2 separate regions of the Homo sapiens genome follow, and region 2 is linked to region 1. Evidence: read pairs that join two places in POLR2A ChIA-PET (ENCODE). Cell type or tissue: OCI-LY7. All regions are shown on one strand. Each heading gives the region's core, and the rest is flanking DNA. Links, peaks and the distances in the headings are about the cores only.

What was found. ChIA-PET counts read pairs that join two places held together with the same protein. Peaks named below come from ENCODE experiments on the same cell type or tissue, not always from the same donor. Only the 100,000 strongest peaks of a DNase experiment are listed, where the experiment ranks them.
Region 2: POLR2A ChIA-PET joins it to region 1 with 14 read pairs; 15 of 35 experiments call an interaction of 5 or more read pairs at or near these places.

Annotation. Positions count from the first base shown.
Region 1 is chr12:31,594,438-31,603,458 of GRCh38, reverse strand. It overlaps DENND5B-AS1 (DENND5B antisense RNA 1), which reads right to left. Exons shown (of 3, transcript NR_046909.1): 2 at 1,605-1,779. It also overlaps the pseudogene RPL31P50. Among named protein-coding and RNA genes, the nearest start is that of DENND5B, 7.8 kb to the right of the region's middle. In OCI-LY7, for the core only: a CTCF peak has its summit at 3,039; DNase peaks (open chromatin) are centred at 3,038 and 4,168; H3K4me3 peaks cover 951 bases; H3K27ac peaks cover 2,570 bases.
Region 2 is chr12:31,515,737-31,524,757 of GRCh38, reverse strand. The region is part of intron 1 of DENND5B (DENN domain containing 5B); the gene reads left to right. Among named protein-coding and RNA genes, the nearest start is that of DENND5B-AS1, 70 kb to the left of the region's middle. RefSeq lists enhancers at 5,204-5,740, 5,741-6,278 and a silencer at 5,709-6,003. In OCI-LY7, for the core only: no CTCF peak of the experiment used is centred there; a DNase peak (open chromatin) is centred at 5,867; H3K27ac peaks cover 981 bases.

The sequences.
Region 1 (9,021 bases), core at 779-8,778:
CCCTGGAACATTACCTGGCATATAGTAGGCATTATAAGAATTGTTGAGTAATTAATGAATGTTCATGCATCCATGTATACATATGCATATATGTATAGTTATTCAAATTAGTCTCACTAATAAGTCATTATAATAGTTACAAATTTGAGTGATTTATATAAGAATAGCCATGATTCACAATGCTGATCATCTTTTCTCACAGAAACACACACGGACTTAAGAAAGAAAGGCTTTGAATTACAAAAAGCAATAGATGCCTGTTGTCAATTTTTAACAATATAGAAATATGAAAAATAACAAATGGAAGCTGTTCAGATGTTTTCATGCACAAACATGTATACAGTTTATTTTTAACACAAAAATAGGAACTATATATTTTTCTTTTCTTGCTTTTTTTTTTTTTGAGATGGAGTCTCATTCTGTTGCCCAGGCTGGAGTGCAGTGTCACGATCTCAGCTCACTGCAACCCTCCATCTCCCAGATTCAAGTGATTCTTCTGACTCAGCCTCCCAAGTAGCTGGGACTATAAGTGCGCACCACCAAGCCTGGCTAATTTTTTGTAATTTTAATAGAGACGAGGTTTCACCATATTGGCCAGGCTGGTCTTGAACTCCTGACCTCAAGTGATCCGCCCACCTCAGCCTCCCAAAGTGTTGGGATTATGGGTGTGAGCCACCACACCCAGCTGTCTTTTCTTGCCTTTTATATTCAGCCATATATTAGATATTTTTTCCATCAGTGTAACCTCATTCTTAGCATGCATTGTATCAGATATACCAGAATCTATTTAACCACTTCATTTTTTGTCTTTTTTATTTTTATTTAAAATTTTTTTTTATATTTTTTACTTTTTATTTTTAATATAGGCAGAGTTCCATCATGTTGCCCAGACTGGTCTTGAACTCCTAGGCTCAAAGGAACCTCCTGCCTCCCAGAGTGCTGGGATTACAGATGTGAGCCACCACACCCAGCTAACTGCTTCCTATTTCCTATTGGTAGGAATAAGATTGTTTCCACTTTTAAATATAATGAGCAATGTTTCAGGGGACGTTGTACACATATTCTTTACTTGCATATTTCTGTAGGAGAAAGTCTGAGATGCAGAATTGATGAATCAGAGGGTATGAGTATTCTAACTTTTGATAGAAAATCTGCATTTTAATTTCTACTCATATACTCTTGATTTTGGTTTGATGGAAGGAACCCAGCCAACCCAGGAAAATACCTTCTGCAGAAGGCTGCTAAAATTTCTTCCTCATCTTGGGCCAGGCGCAGTGGCTCATGCCTGTAATCCCAGCACTTTGGGAGGCCGAGGTGGTTAGATCACAAAGTCAGGAGTTCAAGACCAGCCTGGCCAAGATGGTGAAACCTCGTCTCTATTAAAAACACGAAAATTAGCTGGGCGTGGTGGCACACGCCTGTAATCCCAGCTGCTCAGGAGGCTGAGGCAGGAGAATCGCTTGAACCCGGGAGGCAGAGGTTGCAGTGAGCCGAGATTGCGCCACTGCACTCCAGCCTGGGTGACACAGCGAGACTCTCCTTCTCAAAAAAAAAAAAAAAAGATTTCTTTCTCATCTTATGGGCTGATTTCCAGGAAAGCCTACCTTAGCTGCCTGAAGCTCTAGTGCAGATCACTGTCACATCCTTAAGAAGAGCTAGTTCTGGCCGGTCGCGGAGGCTCACGCCTGTAATCCCAGCGCTTTGCGAGGCCGAGGTGGGCAGATCACGAGGTTAGAAGATTGAGACCATCCTGGCTAATACGGTGAAACCCCGTCTGTACTGAAAATACAAAAAAAAAAAAAAAAAAAAAAAAAAATTAGCCGCGCCTGGTGGCGGGCGCCTGTAGTCCCAGCAACTCAGAAGGCTGAGGCAGGAGAATGGCGTGAACTCGGGAGGCAGAACTTGCAGTGAGCCGAGATCGCGCCACTGCACTCCAGCCTGGACAACAGACCGAGCCTCCGTCCCCCCAAAAAAAAGAAAAGAAGAAAGAAGAGCTAGTTCTGGGGCTTTTTCTAGAATATGGAATTATATTTCTTTCCTTTCAGTTTTTTTTTTTTTTTTTTTGGAGGCGGAGTCTCGCTTAGTCGCCCAGGCTGGAGTGCAGTGGCGCGATCTCAGCTCACTGGAAGCTCCGCCTCCCAGGTTCATGCCATTCTCCTGCCTCAGCCTCCCGAGTAGCTGGGACTACAGGCATGCGCCACTACGCCCGGCTAATTTTTTGCATTTTTAGTAGAGACGGGGTTTCACCGTGTTAGCCAGGATGGTCTCGATCTCCTGACCTCGTGATCTGCCCACCTCGGCCTTCCAAAGTGCTAGGATTGCAGGTGTGAGCCACCGCGCCTGGCCTCCTTTTAGATTCATAAGGTTTTTTTTTTTTTTTAACTGGACGGGATCTTAGAGACTATTCCCCTTATTTTGAGAGTAAACATTCAGTTGAAAGTTAAAGAAAATAACTCAAACTGGCTGAAACAATAAAAGGAATTCATTGGCTCACATTAACTGACAAATTCCAGATATTGAGTAGGCTTCCTGTATGATTTGAGCCAGAGTTTATAATATAGTCTACTTTTCAGTGATATTCTTGGCTCTGCTCCATTCTGTATATTGGCTTCATCCTTGGCCTGGCTTTCCTTGTAAGGCTACTGGTAATTTTGGGACGGTATATATCATATTTACACCCAAGGTAAGAAGAGGATGTTCCTTTCTCCAACTATCAAACAAAAGTTCTGAACCTCATCCTAATTAGGCCAGCTTAGGATAACTGTTCATCCCTGAGTCAGTAACTCTTAAAAGGAATATAGGTTCACAAAGACATCCTAGAGCTAGGTGTAAACCCAATACCATGTGAAGGACATGAACACTACACAACGAAGGAGGAGGGGATGGATTCTGATTAAACAGCCACCTATTAGGGAGGAACTTCCTTTCCTCTTGCCTCACGTTTCCATGTAGAGGAACTTCTACTACAGTAACACTGTTGGCCCCCACTTCACCCCTCCCCTGCCTGCTAGGTTTGCAAAGTAGTTCATGGTCTTCATTTCTCCATTGGATGGCGCTAATCTAATTAAAGTTAGCAAGCATTGGAGAGTCTTCTATTTCCTTCCCACCTGGGGCTTACATGGGACAGCAATACTGAACTAAATGTAGATGCTCTACAGATTCAAATATCCCCTTCGGTGGCCTGAGCCAGGGTTTGGTCAGCGGGAAGAAAAGATTGAAGGGATGGAAAGTAATGTAGCAAATCTCTGCCACAGACCTGCTCTTTCTTCAGATCAGCTTTACCTTTTTTTTTTTTTTTTTTTTTTTTTTTAAAGACAGAGTCCACTCTGTCACCCAGGCTGGAGTGCAGTGGTGCTATCTGCACTCACCACAACCTCCGCTTCCCAGGTTCAAGTGATTCTTCTGCCTCAGCCTCCCGAGTAGCTGGGATTACAGGTGTGCGCCATTGCACCTGGCTAATTTTTGTATTTTCAGTAGAGATGGGGTTTTGCCATGTTGGCCAGTCTGGTCTTGAACTCCTGACTTCAGGTGATCTGCCCACCTCAGCCTCCCAAAGTGCTGGGATTACAGGTGTGAGCCACCGTGCCCAGCCGGCTTTAGCATTAACAGAGGCTACATTTAATAATAGAAACTGTTCTCCATCTGTTGGCATCCTATATCTTATTTCTCAATTGGTTCCAATCTTAGGGAAGAAAGATGAAGTTGTTGATTGACCTTTTAAAACCCAAATCCTGCTGGGTATAGTGGCTCATGCCTGTAATCCCAGCACTTTGGGAGGCTGAGGTGGTAGGATTGCTTGAGCCCATGAGTTTGAGACCAGCCTGGGCAATATAGCGAGACTTTGTCTCTGCTTTTAAAACAACAACAACAACAAAACAACAACAACAACAACAACAACACCACTACCCTGTTTCAGTTTCTGGTCTATTTAGAGCTTTTCCTTCCCATAGATGAGGACACTTGATGTGGATTTTCAGGCCTATCCCTGCCCCATTTTCTGCTACAAATGGGTTCTGCTTGGACCTTCTACCAAGTCCTGTCACCGTCTTTTGTATTTAGACTTTGTCATTGTACGTAGGTCCTTAGAATTTAGCTTCTGCCTTATATGCAAGTGTCTCTCTCCAGGAGCCCTCGGTCCTAGTATCTTGGGTTCCGCTCTGGTAACCTACCTAGGTCTCTAGTTCCTTTTTCAGGCTGGGCCCTTGCAGGTTCCCCTCTACATTAATTTCCTAGGGCTGCTGCAACCAATTACCACAAACTTGGTGGTTTAAATAACAGAAGTTAATTTTCTCACAGTTTTAGATGCCACAAGGCTAAAACCAAGGTGTCAGGAGGGCTGATTCCTTCTGGGGGACCCCCAGGGAGAATCCATTCCATCCCTCTCTCCTAGCTTCTGGTGTCTGCTGGCAATGCTTGGCACTCCTTAGCTTGTGGCAACAACATTCCAAGCTCTGTCTCTGTCTTCACATGATCTTCGCCTATGTGTGTCTCAATATCTCAAATCTCCCTTTTCTTATAAGGACACCAGTCATTGGGTTTAGGGCCCACTCAGCTATAATTGCACTGCATTAAGGATCTCAAGATGAGATCCTCAATTACATCTGCAAATATTTTATTTCTGAATAAGATCACATTCACAGGTATAGGGATTAGGACTTGGACACACCTTTTTGGGGACACAATTCAACCCACTATATCCTCTTGACTTCTTATTACAACTGGAGAGAACCTGTGATTCCATGATAGACTTCCTGAAGCTGCTTGCCTGGAATTTTATATTATATTATTTTACTTTTTGGAGACAAAGTCTCACTCTGTCTCCCAGGCTGGAGCACAGTGGTGCAATCTCGGCTCACTGCAACCTTCACCTGCCTGGGTTCCGGCGATTCTCCTACCTCAGCCTTCCAAGTAGCTGGGATTATAGGTGTGCGCCACCACGCCTGGCTAATTTTGTATTTTTAGTAGAGACAGGGTCTCGCCATGTTGGCCAGGCTGGTCTTGAACTCCTGACCTCAGCTGTTCCACCTGCCTCGGCCTCCCAAAGTGCTGGGATTACAGGTGTGAGCCACCACCCCCCCACCCCCGCCACCTTGCTTGCCTGGATTTCCGAATGCCAGATGCCTTGGATGCTCCTTTCTGTCACCATTTGCAACAACTAAATCTTACGGCCCCTTTTGCTGACCGTGTAGACGCCATCTAGAGATGGTGGCCCACTTTGGATGCTAAGTTTGACTGCCACATTGAACTTCTCTTGTCAACACAGCACAGGCTCAGTGACCCCAACCCCCCTATACCCCTCTCAGTATTTATCATGTCTCATTGAGTGGGCCTGGAACTAGGGTCTGCATATCTCCATTGGCCCTATCTGATTAAAGTGATCATGACCTATTGTATTCTGAAGTGCTACGCAAGAAGTGCTAGACCTCTTGGACTGATTTTCATGACTGGGCGTGGTGGCTCATGCCCACTTTGGGAGGCCAAGGCAGGAGGATCATTTGAGTTTAGGAGTTCGAGACTTACATTGCACACCTGGGCAATGTAAGGATACCCTATCTCTATTAAAAATAAAAATAAAAAGTTGGCCAGGCGGGGTGGCTCACACCTGTAATCCCAGCACTTTGGGAGGCTGAGGCGGGCATAGCACTTGAGGCTAGGAGACCAGCCTGGCTAACATGGTGAAACCCCAGCTCTACAAAAAATACAAACATTAGCCGGGCATGATAGCTTGTGCCTGTGGTCCCGGTACTCAGGGAGCTGAGAGGTGGGAGGATCATTTGCACCCAGGAGGTGGAGGCTGCAGTGAGCCTTGATCATGCCACTGCACTCCAGCCTGGGTGGCACAGTGAGACCTTGACTCAAAAAATAAAATAAAATAAATAAAGAATTAGCTGGGCATGGTGGCATGTGCCTGTAGCTGCAGCTCCTAGGGAGGCTGAGATGAGAGGATCACTTGAGCCTGGAAGATGGAGGCTGCAGTGAGCTATAATCACACCACTGCACTTCGCCCACAATCCCTCGCACTCTTCCTTTCCAACTTGGGCCCCTCAGAATGCCTCCCGCAAAGAAGGGTGGTGAGAAGAATTACAGTTCTGCCATCAGTGAGCTGGTGACCAGAGAATATACCATCAACATTCACAAGCGCATTCATGGAGTTGGTTTCAAGAAGAGTGCCCCTCGGGCACTCAGCGAGATCTGGAAATTTGCCATCAAGGACATGGGAACTACGGATGTGCACACTGATACCAGGCTTAACAAAGCTGTCTTGACCAAAGGATTAAGGAATGTCCCATATGGCATCCCTATGCTTTCAAAAATCTACAGACAGTCAATGTGGATGAGAACTAACCACTGATTGTCGAATATATCAAATAAAATTATAAAACTGCCTTCCAAAAAAAGAAAATCACACCACTGCACTCCAGCCTGAGCAACAGAGAGAGAGAAACTGTCTCAAAAAAAAAAAAATCAAAATAATGAGATAGAGTATGTTAAAATGTCTAGCTCAGTGTCTGGCACACAGAAACAATGAGTTACATATATTGAATACTTTCTATGTTCTAGGGACTGTGCTAAGCACTCTACATGTATTATCTCCTTCAAACTTCACAATAACTTAATTTTGATCTGCACTGGACAAATAAGGAAATTAAAGCTAGAGTAACATTAAGCAGATTGTCTTATAGATACTAAAAGAAGTGAGATTTGAACCCAGGTAGTGAGAGTCTGGAGGTTGTCCCCTTTATCAGCACACCAAACCACCCCAAAACATACTGGTTGAAAAAAAACCAAAATTGAATAAAATTTTTGTAAGAATTTGGATCAGTCCTTGTCAATCAACCAAAATGAGTAGAATTTTAGGAAATGTAAAGTTTTGAAACTTTACAAAAGTTTTTGAAAATGAGTAGGATGCAATAAAAACTGGACATAAATCTTTTGGCTCTTTTTTGTTTGTAAATAGATTTGTGAGTACAATTTTATTTATTTATTTATTTATTTATTTGTTTGTTTGTTTGACAGGGTCTTGCTCTGTTGCCCAGGCTGGAGTGCAGTGGCACAATCTCAGCTCATCAAAACCTCCATCTCCTGGGTTCAAGCGATCTTCCCATCTCAGCCTCCTAAGTAGCTGGGACCAAAGGCATACGTCACCATGCCCAGCTAAGAGGTACAATTTATATATATTAAAATGTATTTGCTAGCCAGGCGCGGTGGCTCACGCCTGTAATCCCAGCACTTTGGGAGGCTGAGGCGGACAGATCACCTAAGGTCAGGAGTTCGAGACCAGCCTGACCAATACGGTGAAACCCTGTCTCTACTAAAAATACAAAAATTAGCCGGGTGTGGTGGCGTGCACCTGTAATCCCAGCTACTCAGGAGGCTGAGGCAGGAGAATTGCTTGAACCCGGGAGGCAAAGGTTGCAGTGAGCCGAGATTGAGCCACTACACTCCTACCTGGGTGACAGAGTGAGACTCCATCTCAAAAAAAAAAAAATGTATTTGCTGTAAGAGTACATTGGGTTTTGACAAATATATCTGTCTGTGAAAGCACTACCACAATCAAGGTACAACATTTTCCCATTGCTCCGGAAAGCTCCCTCCTGCCCTTTTGCAGTCAATTTCCCACCACATCACCTCTGGCCCCAGGCAACCACTGATCTGCTTCCTGCCCAGTCTAGAATTTCATATGAGTAGAGGGATACACTATGGACTCCTCTGTGCCTGGCATCTTTTGCTTAGCATATTTTTGACAGCCATGCACCTTGTGGCATGTATCAGTGGTTCATTCCTCTTTACTACTAAGTAGTGTTCCCTTGTATGAGGATACCAATTTAATTCTCCATTCATCTGGTGATGGACATTTGGCTTATGGATTAGTCAGGAGATAGAAACCAGTAATTTGAACACGAAAATTTATTATAATTGTTAGCTAGTAAAAAGTGGTTAACAACAACAAGGGGTAAAAGAGGGTTCTAAGGTGGCTCAAACCTGTAATCCCAGCACTTTGGGAGACTGAAGCAGGTGGATCGTTTGAGCCCAGGGGTTTGAGACCCGCCTGGGCAACAGGGTGAAACCCTGTCTCTACCAAAAATACAAAAAACTAGCTGGGTGTGATTGCACATGCCTGTGGGTGGTCCCAGCTCTTTGGGAGGCTGAGGTGGGAGGATTGCTTGAGCCAGGGAGGTGGAGGCTGCAGTGAGTCGAGATTGTGCCACTGCCCTCCAGCCTGGGTGAGTGACCCGCCACCCCCCCAAAAAAGAGGGCTGTAAGGGATCGAGAAGTAGCAAATACGATGAGGAGAATGGACTCTCCAAAATATTTAAGTCGTGTTAAGGAGAGGAGAGGTTATTTTTCTCTTTTGATGCTATGACAATCCTTGTCAACACCGTTCTTCACCACCACACTCCAGCCACATATAAACAACCAAGAAAGAAGGGATTGATTGCTAATGTAACTATTTAGAGCCCAAAACATTCATTGGACCACATTTTACTGGTAGTCAGAGTCACCATGTGCCACCAGCTTAGCAGTGCTATCAATCTCTCATTCCTCCACTTCCGCAGACCGTGGCAGGACTCAGCTATCCCAAGCATGCCATGCCGTCCATTTGAGGCTTTACCAGTAAGTCCTTTGGAGACAGCAGATCATTGCTCAGATTTTTGTTCACTGAGCTAATTTACTTCTCTGTCATTATTTCAGAGGACAATCTGCATATAATGATACATAGCTAATTCTTGAGTATCCTTTCAACTTCGTTTCATTGTAGCTTAATGCAGAATATACTTACACAGTGTCATCCTGAAGTGATAATTAAAAAAGTATACGGATATTTTCAAATTAGTGTTTAATTTTGTAATGTGTGACTATTTTCCTAAAAGCTTTAGGAAAGATTTTAGGAATTCTATTTTTATGAGATTAGTATATTTTAATTGCATGCATTGTTTGTTGGTGATTCAATTTTTTTCACCTTAAAAATATTAATGTGGGGCTTACAAACTCATAAATCAGTTACTGGTCAAATTTAAA
Region 2 (9,021 bases), core at 433-8,432, 78 kb after region 1:
TTATCCTAAGCTTACCTTGCTCAAATTTCTTTTTTTTTCTTTTTCTTTGTTTTTGGTTTTTATTTTTTCTTAAATTTCAAGGATATTCCTTCTTTTGTAAATGTCACAGAGTATCATGGCTCTGTCGCCGAGGCTGGAGTGCAATGGTGCAGTCTCAGGTCACTGCAACCCCTGCCTTCCAGGTTCAAGCGATTCTCCTCCCTCAGCCTCCCAAGTAGCTGGGATTACAGGCACATGCCATCATGCCCGGCTAATTTTTGTATTTTTGGTAGAGATGGGGTTTCACCATGTTGGCCAGGCTGGTCTGGAACTCCTGACCTCAGGTGATTTGCCCACCTCAGCCTCCCAAAGTGCTGGGATTACAGGTGTGAGCCACCGTGCCCGTCCCAACCAGGCTTCTTAAATGAATTCTAAGATAGAAACAACAGGAGCTTCCAGGACTCTCTTAAGGGCTGAACCTAGGACTGTCACAGTGACATTTCTGCCATATTCTGCTGGTCACAAGGCAAGCCCAAATTCAAAAGGAGAGAAATAGACCTCTTAGAGTTTCCTAATAAAAGGTAATTTCATTAAAAATACAATTCATAAATTAGCCCTATGTTTACTACTGTCTTTTCAGCTCTTTTTTTATTCCATGCATTAATTGATTCGTCACCACTTGGATTGTGCCACCAATGTTTCTATGACATGATCTAAAAAAAAAAAAAAAAAAAAAAGGGCTCAGTAGTTTTCACTTAAAAGACAAAGAGGCCCACTGAGCTATTACAGATGTTAATTAGGATTCATTTACTTTAATATGGTAGAAAGAATGCTATGATACCACTTTAGTGATGAACAAAATAAGCTTAATCACATCCTAGGAGCTAAGTATTCTGACATTATAATCTCTTCTCTCAGAGTCCCATCACAGCAGTCTTAGGATTCAAGATCTATTCTTGGGAAACATTATAGAACCAGTGTGTCATGTACATACAAATGAGGGAAAATATAATGGCTTTGGTAATCCTGTAGTTATCTTTCTTGTCATATACTCTTTTTTTCATTTTTAAAAATTGGGGCAAAATTTATATAACATAAAGTTAACCATTCTGAAGTGTACAATTTAATGGCATTTAATACATTCACAGTGTTGTACGACTTTTTTTTTTTTGAGGAAAAGCATATTTTTAGGATAATGTCAAAACAGATTAATAAGATGCTAATAAGATGGCCAGACATTCACTCAGAAGTGTTTTTTGTTTTGTTTTGGTGAAATGGTATGAGAGATATGTTGCCTTACACTTAGGCCACTGCATTCCCGCTTAAGTGCCAGGATTGTGTCAGCAACAGGATGGCCTAAACAATCTCAGTCTTGTCTCCTGCCAGCCCCCTAAATCTTCCAGAATTGCAAGAATAGGCCAGGTGTGGTGGCTCACACCTGTAATCCCAACACTTTGGAAGGCCAAGGCAGGCGGATCACTTGAGGCCAGGAGTTTGAGACCAGCCTGGCCAACATGGCAAACCCCCATCTCTACTAAAAATACAAAAATTAGCCAGGCAGGTGTGGTGGTGCATGCCGGTAATCTCAGTTTCTTGGGAGGTTCGGGTGGGATGATCGCTTGAACCTGGGAGGCGGAGGCTGCAGTGAGCCGAGATCACGCCACTGCACTCCAGCCTGGGCGACAGAATGAGGCTTTTTCTTTAAAAAAAAAAAAAAAGGAAAAAAAAAGGCACATTTATCTCACCTTCCCTCCTATTCTGGGAATGCTAACATCCTCAGGGAATCTCCCATATTGGTCCCCTATAACCCAAGACTTGGGAGTTTCACAGCCCCACTCTAGGTCTGAAAACAACACAAAAGTTGTTCTAAGGGATGAAGCCACCCTCAATAAAACTGGAAGTCAAAGCCTGCATATAAGCCCCACTCCCTCCTGCCTAAAAAAGGAAAGGTATTTAGATGTTTTTGTCATGGATACTTTACTGGGATCAGGTAAGAACTGAACAAATGCAGTAAGTTATTGGAGAGTTAAAGGTTAAAAAAGGCCGTGTGCAGTCGCTCACCTGTAGTCCCAGGGTGAGGCCAGGGCAGGTGTGTCGCTTGAGCTCACAAGTAACGAGACCAGCCGGGGTAACGTGGTGAAACCTCATCTCGACAAAAAATACAAAATTAGCCGGGCATGATGGTGTGTGCCTGTAGTCCCAACTACTTGGGAGCCTGAACTGGGGAGGATGGCTTGAGCCCAGGAGGCAGAGGTTGCAGTGAGCTAGATCGTGCCACTGCTCTTCAGCCAGGGTAATAGAGCCAGACCTTGTCTCAAAATAATAATAGCAATTTTAATAGTTTTAAAATTTTGAACTAGTTAGAACCTCTTTGATATTTACCTCACCTAGGAAATTGGGATCAGCCCAGCTTTCAAAGGGAGGTACATGAATTTAGGACTGCAGAGTACAGCAAATTTTAGTTCCTGATATGGCCATGCTTTCCTAAGAAGTTTCCAAAGGTTATTGACTCTCAGCTTAGCCTTTTCTACTGCACAATGTGATAGATGCTGTAAATCAGCGTTTAGAGGTGTTTATCTAACTCTCCCTAGTGGGAGATGGGGAAATTTTCACTGAGAATGTAACTCTGCACCATGAGCAGATGTTTGCTAAGTGGGCAAGGATTGAGTGGGGGATGTCTTAAACTGAGGGAAAACATTTGTAAAAGCAGAAAGGGGTGAGGATATGACAGCAAATTTACTATAGCTAACATGAGAGAGAAGAGGAAGGGTAGTAAATAGAATTGAAGAGGGTAGCCAAGGGCCAAATATAAATTTGTATTACAAGCTAAGGAATTTTTATCCAGTCATAAAGAGCCACTGAAAGATTTTATGCAGGGGATTATAATGATCAGATTAGCATATTAAGAAGATGATTTTGGCAATAGTATGGAGTCTGGTTGATAGGGAGGCCAGGTAGGAGGCTACTGAAGTAGTCTGGACAAGAGATGAAGTGTACCTAAACTAAGGCATGGGGATGGAACGGAACTTAGCATTACAGGCAGTTACTTAAATGGCTAGGGGAAGCAAGAGGAAGCAAGAATCATTCCTTGGTTTAATGGTTTGGATGGATGGTGGTGGTCTTTGTTGACGCTAGATATACAGGAGTAGAAAAGCCACTAAAAAAACCCACACACATTTCTGTTTTATGTAGGCATCTTGTATAGGACAGACTAACAAAAATGAAACTGTTTCTTAAATTTAATTGAAATACAATCAGCAATTTTCTCATTATAATTTTACTTAACCCTGTACAGTTCAGTCTACAAAAATAAGTATTGGTAGAATAGCCAGGTGCAGTGGTGTGTGCCTGTATTCCCAAGCTGCTCTGGAGGCTGAGGCAGGTGGATCACTTGAACCCGGGAGTTCGAGTGCAGCCAGAGCAGCATAGTGAGACGCTGTCTCTAAATATTAAAAAAAAAAAAAAGTTTTTTTGTACTAAAGTGAATGTCTGATATCTGCACACCCCACAGAATGTACAGTGGAATTCTAATGCCTTATCTCTGAACTTACTATATATAACATTGATATAACCTTTTCTATTGTTTTTGACGCCTATTTTATTCAGTTAGCATTATTTCCCTTGGCATCCTTATAGCCAGGCAATCCCTTATGATGAAATTAAAAAAAAAAAAAAGACCAACTTTAATGATCTAAGGCTGTGCTGCTTGATATGGGAGCCACTTAGCCACATGTGACTTGAGTATTTGAAACTTGACTAGTTCAAAATGAAATGAGCTGTAGATGTAAAATACTCACTGGATTTCAAAGATTTAATATCTCACTAACATTTTTGTATGTTTATTACATGTTGGAGCAATATTTTGGATACAAGAAGTAAAATTTATTGTCATGATGAATTTTTCCTGTTTTTGTTGTTGTTGTTGTTGTTGTTGTTAACTATTTTTAAAATGTAGCTACCCCTGTAATCCCAGCACTTTGGGAGGCCGAGGTGTGTGGATCATGAGGTCAGGAGATCGAGACCATCCTGGCTAACACAGTGAAACCCTGTCTCTATTAAAAATACCAAAAATTAGCCGGGCATGGTGGCACACACCTGTAGTCCCAGCTAGTCGGGAGGCTGAGGCAGGAGAATCGCTTGAACCCAGGAGGTGGAGGTTGCAGTGAGCTGAGATCACACCACTGTACTCCAGCCTGGATGACAGAGTGAGACTCTTTCTCAAAAAGAAAAAAAAGTAGCTACTAGAAAAATTTAAATTATATATATGGTTCACATTATCTTTCTATTAACTTTCTTTGCTTACTAAGTTTATTTCAGTTCCATTATCTGCCTAGTTTCTATGCTAGGTGTGCCTAACTTCTATACTAGCTAGAGATTTGCTGCATATGATTAACAGCTGTTTCATTTTAATTCATTATAAGTGCCTGGAAACTGCAATAATGCAAAATTGTCTTCCCATATTTTGGAAACAAGGTTAAAAAGTTCTATAGCACCCTATAGTTGATTAGTAAGAACTTCAACGCAGAATATCTGCAGGAAACTGATTTTTGTAGATGTTATCACAATTCATTTTGATATCTGTAAGTTGGATAGTGTTTATTAACTCTTCTGCAAATAAATTATTTCTTAGAATGAAAGTCTCCAAGCTGGTACATGGATAGGATTGGACTAGAGAAAAAGCTTATTTGAAACACATTTTATGAGGGTTTTCATTTATTGCCTAAACACTATAAAATTTTTTTGCCATGTTCCAGTTGACACAGGCCAAGAAATGCCTGAACAGGTAGCAAACACACCTAGCAAACAGGGATGGCTACCATATCAAAAAGTCTCTCTGCTAAGGTGAGGTGCAGGGTTTCTTTTTGGGGTGATGAAAATGTTCTAAAATTAGATAGTAGTGATGCTCACACAACTCTATAAATATACTAAAATCACTGAATTGTATACTTTAAAAGGGTGAGTGTAAGGGTATGTGCAATATAGCTCAATAAAGCTGTTATAAAAAAATTCTGAAGCATGCTTATCTGTTGCAGTTACTGATTTACTAGTCATTTAATGAGAATTAAGTGAGCAGACACAGAAAGCAACCATATGTTCAAGAACTACAGTGATCAGACAAAAATGGACTGTCCTTTTTTGACTTCTGTGTGAGCCCCACAGATCTGGTGGCATTTAGGGAAGCCTAATGGCCTTCTTTTGTGAGTACTTGTGAAAGTTACTAACAATGTATTAGATTGCTAATACATTCAAATTCTAATGTAAAATGAATGTGATACACTGAAAGGTACAGACTGAATCCAGCAGATGAGTAGAAAGAAAACCACTCCAATATTTAATCATTTGTTGTTAAGGAATTTATCCATTAACAAAGTTTTTAGACAGAGTTGTTTATATCTACTCAAGGTGTCATTATGCACATCTGTTTCTTGTACCTCAGGTTCATCCTATAGAAAATCATGCTAACTCACAAGTCATGCAGTGTTTTCAAAAAGACAAGTCATGCAGTGTTTTCAAGTTCAGAGAGTAGCAAAGGATGCAAATCTAATTTCTTTACCATTTGCTACCATCTGAAGTTAGTAACATTTTTTGGCTAATCACCAAGCACCCAGAAAGAAAGAAATAGAGCAAATTTGGTGCATCGTTTGTCTTCCGTATCTCCTTTCGAAGTCATTTCCACAGGATAAGTGCCAAAGCACAGAAAAGAAGCTAGGCCCCACTTTTACTCTCATGAACAAAAGTCTTCCCATAGATTTTTACATAGCTGCTGCATTTGTCATCCCTTTCCTGAAGAGCTTTGTTGCTGTGGTCTTGCTCTAGGGCTGCTTTCAGCAACATTTCTGACGCAGGTTTAATGCTGATTAGCCCTAAAACAATTCTAGGGCAGGGCTCCCTGCCAGGATAAAGAATGAACAAAATTGGTTTGCATATAGGCCAGCTGCAGTTGCTGCAGCTAGAGTCTGTCAAACTAGGACCATTTTCTTGTTTACCAAGATGAGGTTAAATTAGCACAGCATGAGGCAAAAAAAAAAGATTTAAAAAACCCAGAAAATTAGCTATGCTTTTGAGTATGATGCAGTGAGTGTGGAATTAAGGTGATTTTAAGTTAGTTTGAGAAGGGAAGGTAATATACAGTACTAAAAGCTTGATTAAAAGCTGCTTGAAGATATTTGCTTGCTAACTATCTTAGTAAAAAAAAAAAAAGGTATATTTGAATAGTGCCTCAAAGCTCACAGATTACATGTAGAAAAGTCTGTTGGCCCATTTTTATTGAGTATGTGCCTCATGCTTACATGCTTAGCCCTGGTCCTGGCACAAGGGTACAGAGGTGGACATTTAATAGAGGAAGACACTGTCTTTGAGACTGGGTTTCTGGAGACTCTTAATTCAAGCCTCAGCTCTGTCTTTAATTCTCACCTTAGGCAAACCATGTTAGCTGAGCATCTGTGTTCTCCTAATGTAAACAATGAGAGAGGGAGAGGGACTGCTCAGGCTCTTAAAGATAATTCAAGTCTAACATTTTTTGAATTATTTGTTTGTGTAGTGTTATTTCCTAAAATATTTGAATCAAGTTTTATGTGTTCATAGTCTCTGATAGTGGGACATCCAGTCTGGTTGAGGAGGAAAGATGAGCTGTGTAATCAGAGAAGCTGAATGTGAGAGGTTTCTGACTTCCAGAGCTTCAGTTTATAAAGCTCTTTCCCTGCCTCTCCACTTTGCACTGCTCCCATTGCAGAGACTGCCCGCAGATCTACCTTTGGGAACTCAGGCTTTTTATTCCAGCAATGCAAGGCTGAGTTGAGGGAAGGAGCCCCCACTTTCTCATCCACCTGCAAAGGCAAGAGTACATAGCTGCAGGTAACAAGTTATAGGAAGGGTTAGTGTGAGGCAGAAAGGCACAGTAAAGGATAAACTTCATAGTGTTTGATGATCCCCAAAGTGTCATTTGACTTCTTAGACTCCCAGAACCCCTGTGCTTCACTTCCCAGCCCTTCATCAACTCTGGATTCAAGGACTTCTGAACTTGATCTCTGTCACTTTCTCCTCCCTGACCTTCCCAGATCCCAGTCTTGGATCATTAAAAGCACCCCTACTAGTTTAGGGCTGGGAAATGAGGAGACTTAATCATCTTATAACATTGTTCCTATGGGAGGTGAATTCTTTTACAGACTAACGTCCAAATACAATCGTTAGTAAAACTAAGGCTACAGCTGTTAATTTAACTGAAGCTTGTGTAGTTATGGAGAGATTGTTTCTTTTATCAGTTCATATTTCTATGCACTTCTCATTCAGTACTGTGCTATACTTTTCACTGCCCTTCACCTCAGCTAAGATGGTTTTCACCTTAAGTCTCAAGACAAAGGCAGCAAACAGCCAATACAGAATTAGGGCATAGAGCTGGGTGTGATACAGGGTGCTAACTACTCATAGTCCGCTTTAAGCGCAGGATAGAGGACATTCTCACAGAAAAACAAAACAAAACAAACATTTGCCTATATTAGATAATCAAGTGGGTAGGGCTTAGAGAAAAAAGGAATCACCGTGGGTTGTAGTGGGGTAGTTTATACATGTAGGAAACAGTCCTGAAAGATATGGATGTGCAGAATGGAGGCTGATGTTCTGAGCTCCAGCTGAGGGAATTTTCATTTATCTAAAGTTTTTATTTCTGTTTTTTTTTCCCCAGCCGAATTTAAGATTCATATTTCTGTTTTAAAAAGTTGTGAAATGAATATAGCAAAGTGTTAACATTTGTTGAATTCAGGAGGGAAGGTATCTACACACAGTGTTAATTATTTCTGTTTTACTTCTCTATATGCTCTAATTTCTTCTTTTTAATTTTTTTGAGATAGGGTCTCACTCTGTTGCCCAGGCTGGAGTGCAGTGGCACGATCAGGGCTCACTGCAGCCTCAACATCCTGGACTCAAGCAGCCCTCCCACTTCAGTCTCCCAAAGTGCTGGGATTAGAAGGTGTGAGCCACAGGGCCCAGCCTGAAATTTTTTAAAATTACAGACAGGAAAATAAATTGCATTAAAGTTGAGCAGCCCAAGAAACAAAGGAAAGAACTTAAATAATATATAGATCAGATGGTCAGCTCTTGAAAAGGTAGGTGTTAATGGCAGTCAGATATTATATCAGTCTTGAAGGAGCACATAAATCGTATATTGTTTTGCAACCAAAGAACAGAAAAATGACTGCTATCATCAATGATGAAAGCTCAAATGTGATGAAGAAATGGAAAAAATAGATAATGGGCCAAGGTTTCTTCATGGCTTGGGGTTAACTTTTTTTTTTTTTTTTTTTTGAGACAGGGTCTCACTCTTATTGTCCAGGCTAGAGAGGAGTGGCGTGATCACAGCTCACTGCAACCTCACCATCCCTAGACTCAGGTGATCCAGTTCAACCTCCCAAGTAGCTGTCTGGGACTATAGGTGTGCACCACCACAGCTGTCTAATTTTTATATTTTTTGTGGAGACAAGGTTTTGCCATGTTGCCCAGGCTGGTCTCAAACTCGTGGGCTCAAGTGATCTGCCCACCTTAGCCTCCCAAAGAGCTAACAGACGCGAGCCACCGTGCCCACCCATGCTTAATTTGTTTAGGTGCGAGATATACTAACACAGAGAATATGCTGTACATCATTAGAGAAAATGAATATAAATAAATGACATACTTTAGTAATTATCAAAAGGAGCAAGTTCAGCCCAATAAACAAGGGGCAACCTAGTTTTCATACCCATACATCTACGTGCAAGATAAGTGTAATCACTTTTTTCGGAAAGAGTAGCTTTTAATGCATATATTTAAATTATTTTAAGATATGCTCTAAAGCCTCTCCATTGTGCTATAATTGTCTCTAACAGTTGAATTTTTGCCTTTTCAAGAATTTCTTCTATAAATGCTGAGGGAAGAACCATTACTGATAAATTTTCTATATTCCTAATATGCTTGGCTAAGCTTGTAGCAAGGCTCAATATATTTGTTGGTTGGCAGTACAGAATTTTGAGTAGTCTATTTATACCAGTAATATTGTGTTACTAGTGAATA